Regions from separate parts of the Homo sapiens genome. Here region 1 is linked to region 2. Evidence: read pairs that join two places in POLR2A ChIA-PET (ENCODE). Cell type or tissue: A673. All regions are shown on one strand. Links, peaks and the distances in the headings refer to the core of each region. The heading gives the core; the rest is flanking DNA.

Evidence for each region. Peaks named below come from ENCODE experiments on the same cell type or tissue, not always from the same donor. Only the 100,000 strongest peaks of a DNase experiment are listed, where the experiment ranks them.
Region 1: POLR2A ChIA-PET joins it to region 2 with 5 read pairs; 6 of 35 experiments call an interaction of 5 or more read pairs at or near these places.

The regions. Positions count from the first base shown.
Region 1 is chr17:4,859,312-4,862,221 of GRCh38, reverse strand. The region is part of intron 1 of MINK1 (misshapen like kinase 1); the gene reads right to left. Among named protein-coding and RNA genes, the nearest start is that of MINK1, 27 kb to the right of the region's middle. RefSeq lists a silencer at 2,074-2,368. In A673, for the core only: no CTCF peak of the experiment used is centred there; no DNase peak of the experiment used is centred there.
Region 2 is chr17:4,912,952-4,915,861 of GRCh38, reverse strand. No RefSeq gene overlaps it. Among named protein-coding and RNA genes, the nearest start is that of CHRNE, 11 kb to the right of the region's middle. In A673, for the core only: no CTCF peak of the experiment used is centred there; a DNase peak (open chromatin) is centred at 1,731.

The sequences.
Region 1 (2,910 bases), core at 262-2,761, 54 kb after region 2:
TGTAGCCGGCTCGAGTCTCTGCTGCATCTCTCCCTTTATTTGACTTAGCTAGAGCAGATTCCTTCCAACCCAACAAGCCAGACCACAACATCTCTATTTAACCTTTCACAGGACCAAGCCTCATCTCCACAAGTAGAACAGAAGCTCATTAAGGGCAGGAGCCATTTCTAGGTGGTACTTGGGTATACATGGAATGAGAATTAGGCGGCCTCACACTGAGATGGGTGCCCGAATGAAAACAGCAGTACTTTATCTGTGCAGCTCTGAATCTATAACATACACAAAACGACTATTGTCGCATAGTGAGCATGTGGGGTAACAGTCTGCGGCTGCTTTCTCTCACTCACTAGAGCTTCTATTACTAAGCATGTCTTATCTCCTCACATTTTACATATAATAAAATTGTGTAAAATCTTTGGTTGGGCCGGGCATGGTGGCTCACCCTGTAATCCCAGCACCTTGGGAGGCTGAGGCGAGTGGATTACCTGAGGTCAGGAGTTCAAGACCAGCCTGGCCAACATGGTGAAACTCTGTCTCTACTAAAAATACAGAAAGTATCTGGGTGTGGTGGCACGTGCCTGTAATCTCAGCTACTAGGGAGGCTGGGGCAGGAGAATCGCTTGAACCCAGGAGGCGGAGGTTACAGTAAACTGAGATCGTGCCACTGCAATCCACCTTGGGCAACAGAGTGAGACTCCAACTCAAAAAAATAAATAAATAAAAACCTTTGGTTGATGGAGAGGCTCAAGAAGATACCATACAAGTGTTGGACTCAATTATTGAAAGGTGGGGCTCTGGAATAACAGACAGAGCGCCTCATGTGGGTCGAAATAGATGTCGCCTGGCACTGTGCCCTGCGTTGTTTACGATGTATAATTGTACATATTGCTTTGCTCAGCTATGAAGAGCCAACAGTGATGTTAACGCAGAAACTCTTGGTAGATGTCTCGTCTCTCGCAGCTCCGCATACAATGCAAGGCACTGGCCACACCAGGCTGGCCCCAAGCAGCACGTCCTGGTGACACTGCACTCGCCTCACTAGGGAGCTGCCTGTGGTTTGCTCCTGTTCCCCTCACAGCTCCAGGTATGTTCTGAGTATATACGAGGTCACCAAATCGTCGCTGATTTAATGATTCAACGCCAGACAGAGCAAGGCGGAGCTGGGTTTGCTCAAGGAAAGCTTTTCAGAAGAAGCTGAGGAACAAGGGCTGGAGGGAGAGAAGAGGCACAAAGCTGGTGGCCTGAGGCAGGCAAGGGGAGGGCACGAGCTGTCCCCTCAGACTCTGCTCCTCTGCCTTAAATCCCCCTTTAACTATTTCAAGTGTATTAGTTTCCCCAGCTTCAAAAGCTTCCCGAAGTTGCTCCCTAAGGCTTCGGCATCTCCCCAGCACGTGGCGCGCACTGGTGCTGTACAGTTAAGGGACACAGCGCCGTGGTCCTTCCACCTGCACCACGGTCTCTGCTCCCTAGAACTGACCAGGGGAGAACCAGGCACACACCAGCCTTGAGCCCTTGCTTCTTTGCTCTGCTCAGCCTCAAGGGACTCCCTGGACTCCTCCCACAGCTCCTACCTGGAGGAAAAACTAGGGGCAAATGTGAGCCCGTTGCAGCTCTCACGGTGCTGCCTGGGGCCCAGCATCAACAGACATTTTCCTTTCCTTTCCCCAAAACCAAAGTCATGTTAGTGTAGTAGTAGTAGTACAGACTGAGAGGAGATTAGAAACAAAGGGTTTGATTATTTCCCAAGAGAAAATGCAAGAGTTCATGCATAAACTGTTTCCAGAACGCTGTCCGGTTGGGAGGCTGGGACACGAACTGAAACTCAGAGCCTAGGAAGCGTGAGCCAAGGCTGTGGGGCCAGGAAAAGGAGAGAAGGTGAAACCCCCGTCAGTCCCTCACAATCAGCACGTGGAAATCTAGAAATGCAGGAGAGGCCTGGACTCATGGTGGAATCCAGAATGAAAGAGGTGGACGACTGAATGAGCAGAAGGAGGCAAGCACCAGAGGCTTGGGGGTCACATTTCTTGGAAGTGGCCTGGAGCTGGCAGATGAGAACTCTGGCTACCCGTCCTCATTCCACTAACAGTAGCTCCTCTAACGACATGCCCCTTCCCTCTGTACCCCGCTCCGCATGCGGCAAGTAGTTCCCGGACGCGACCCTTCCCCCTGTACCCCGCTCCGCATGGGGCCAGTAGTTCCCGGACGCGCCCCTTCCCTCTGTACCCCGCTCCGCATGCGGCAAGTAGTTCCCGGACGCGCCCCTTCCCTCTGTACCCGGCTCCGCATGCGGAAAGTAGTTCCTACGGTGTTGGTTTTGCATGTAGATGAAACCCTTTGAGGGGTAAAGGTTTTTTTTTTAAGTACTTTAGCAAATGCAAACTGTTATTATCAATATTAGCCAGCATCTTTTTTTTTTTTTTTTTTTTTTTTTTTGAGATGGAGTTTCGCTCTTGTCACCCAGGCTGGAGTGCAATGGCAAAATCTAGGCTCACTGCAACCTCCGCCTCCCAAGTTCAAGCGATTCTCCTGCCTCAGCCTCCCAGGTAGCTGGGATTACAGGCGTGTGCAACCACACCCAGCTAATTTTTGTATTTTTAGTAGAGACAGGGTTTCACCATGTTGGCCAGGCTGGTCTCGAACTCCTGACCTCATGTGATCCATCCGCCTCAGCCTCCCAAAGTGCTGGGATTACGTAGCCAGTGTCTTTCTTAAGTGCCTGTCAAATAATGCTCCTGGTTTATAAGTGCCCCTGGCTCTACCTTCTGGGTGCTCAGACACCAACACAGAGAGAACAGAATTAACATCCTGAGAAGTTACATATGCTAAAATATAAAGAGTAAGATTGTGAGGAAACTGCAGGGGAAGCAGGTAGGTTAGGAAAAGGTATCCTCACTTTTCTGCTGACCGATG
Region 2 (2,910 bases), core at 313-2,812:
AGGCTGGAGTGCAATGGCGTGATCGTTGATCGTGGCTCACCACAACCTCTGCCTCCCTGGTCCCGGTTCAAGCAGTTCTCCTGCCTCAGCCTACTGAGTAGCTGGAATTACAGGCACGCGCCACCACATCCAGCTAATTTTTGTATTTTTAGTAGAGACGGGGTTTCACCATGTTGGCCAGGCTGGTCTCGAACTCCTGACCTCGTGATCCGCCTGCCTCGGCCTCCCAAAGTGCTGGGATTACAGATGTGAGCCGCCGTGCCTGGCTATCCACTGATAATTCTTGCTGGAATTAATTCCTGTCATGATGACAGAAAAACTTTCCTTTAAAAAAAAAGTGATTTAGCTGACTCTGAGCACATTGTCTATGGGTTAGCTCTGTTCTCCGAGAAGCAACAACAACAAAAATAGGCTGGGTGCAGTGGCTCACTCCTGTAATCCCAGCACTTTGGGAAGCGGAGGCGGGTGGATCACTTGAGGACAGGAGTTCAAGACGAGTCTGGGTAACACAGCAAAACCCTGTCTCTACTGAAAAATATTTTTAAAAATTAGCCTGGTGTGGTGGTGCATGTCTGTAATCCCAGCTATGCTCAGGAGGCTGAGGCACAAGAACCCCTTGAACCTGGGAGGCAGGGGTTGCAGTGAGCAGAGATCTCGCCACTTGCACTCCAGCCTGGGTGATGGAGCGAGACTCTGTCTAAATAAATAAAAATACAAAAATTAGGCCTGGCACGGTGGCTTACATCTGTAATCTAGCACTTTGGGAGGCCGAGGTGGGTGGATCACCTGAGGTCAGGAGTTCGAGACCAGCCTGGCCAACATAGTGAAACCCCATCTCTACTAAAAATGCAAAAATTAGCCGGTCATAGTGGCACATGCCTGTAGTCTCACCTACTCCGGAGGCTGAAGCAGGAGAATTGCTTGAACCCAGGAGGCAGAGATTGCAGTGAGCTGAGATCGTGCAACTGCACTCCAGCCTGGGTGACAGAGCAAGACCCCATCTCAAAAATAAATAAATAAATAAATGCAAAAAATAAAAAGTGATTTAAAAGCCAGGGGCGATGGCTCATGGCTGTAATTCCAGTACTTTGGGAGGCTGAGGTAGGAGGATTGCTTGAGTCCAGGAGTTTAAGACCAGCCTGGGCAACACAGTGAGACCCCGGCTCTACAAAGAAATTTAAAAATTAGCTGGGTGTGATAGTGTGGACCTGTAGTCTCAGCTACTCCGGAGGCTGAGGTGGGAGGATCACTTCAGCCTGGGAGGTCAAGGCTGTGGTGAGCTGTAATGGTGGCACTGCAGCCTTGGCAACTCTGTGAGACCCTGTCTCAAAAATAAATAAATAAATGTATACATAAATAAGTGATTTAAGTTTATTCCTTTTTCTTTGTAACCAAAAGAGTCCACCTAAAACAAAACAAAAGTTGGAATCAAAAGTGGGTTTCCGTGGAAGTGATCCTGAGTCCGATAAGGATCCTGAGTCCGATAAGGAGCCTGGATAGTTGAAGTAGAATGTTTCTATCCAAGGTTTGCATGAGAGAGTCACTAATTAATCTGTCACCTGGGGGATCTTGGACTTTAAACATGGGCACTGTTAGCAGGCATTTGGTCAATTGGTGGCTTTAGCTCTGGGTCAATTCCAGGAGAGAAAGTGTATTTTGAGCTTTCTAGACTGGATTAGTTACTGTATTATAAATTCCTAGGGCACCTTGCCAAAGCTGTTCTGCTACTTTGTTTTAATGTCTGTCTGTCCCTCTGGATGGCAGACTTTGGAACAGCAGGCACTCAGAAGCATGGCCCATGTTCTAAGAGGCAGGAGCTGCTCCATGCATTGGGAGAAGATTGAAAACATTAAATAAGGAACCTCCTTGGGCTTTTCTCTCTGTCTCATGTCTCACTTTTATAAGCGTCCTCTGATGTCTTTCTTTTTTTTTTTTTTTGAGACAGTCTTGTTTTGTCGCCCAGGCTAAAGTTCAGTGGCATGATCTTGGCTCACAGCAACCTCCACCTCCTGGCTTCAAGCGATTCTCCTGCCTCAGCCTCCTGAGTAACTGGGATTACAGACACCTGCCACCATGCCCAGCTAATTTTTGTATTTTTAGTAGAGATGGGGTTTCACCATGTTGGCTAGGCTGGTCTTGAACTCCTGACCTCAAGTGATATGCCTGCCTCAGCCTCCCAAAGTGTTGGGATTACAGGCCACTGCGCCCAGCCTAAAACAACGTTTGAACATTAGAATTAAGAATTTTTTTTTTGTAGAGATTGGGGGGTGTCTCACTATGTTCCAGGCTGGTCCAGAACTCCTGAGCTCAACCTATCCTTCAGCCTTGACCTCCCAAAATGCTGGGATTACAGATGACAGCCACCTAACTCAGATACCACTTTCTTTTTAAATATAGACTTCCCGGGCCAGGTGCGGTGGCTCATGCTTGTAATCCCAGGAGGCCGAGGCGGGTGGATCAGCTGAGGTCAGGAATTTGAGATCAGCCTGACCAACATGAAGAAACCCTGTCTCTACTAAAAATACAAAATTAGCTGGGCATGGTAGCATATGCCTGTAATCCCAGCTACTCGGGAGGCTGAGGCAGGAGAATCACTTGAACCCAGGAGGCAGTGAGCCGAGACTGCACCATTGCACTCCAGCCTGGGCAACAAGAGTGAAACTCTGTCTCAAAAATAATAATAATAATAATAAATAAAAATAAAAATAGACTTCCAGCTGGGCGCAGTGGCTCACGCCTGTAATCCCAGCACTTTGGGAGGCCGAGACCGGTGGATCACGAGGTAAGAAGATCAAGACCATCCTGGCCAACATGGTGAAACCCCATCTCTACTAAAATACAAAAAATTAGCAGGGTATGGTGGCGCGCACCTGTAGTCCCAGCTATTTGGGAGGCTGAGACAGGGGAATT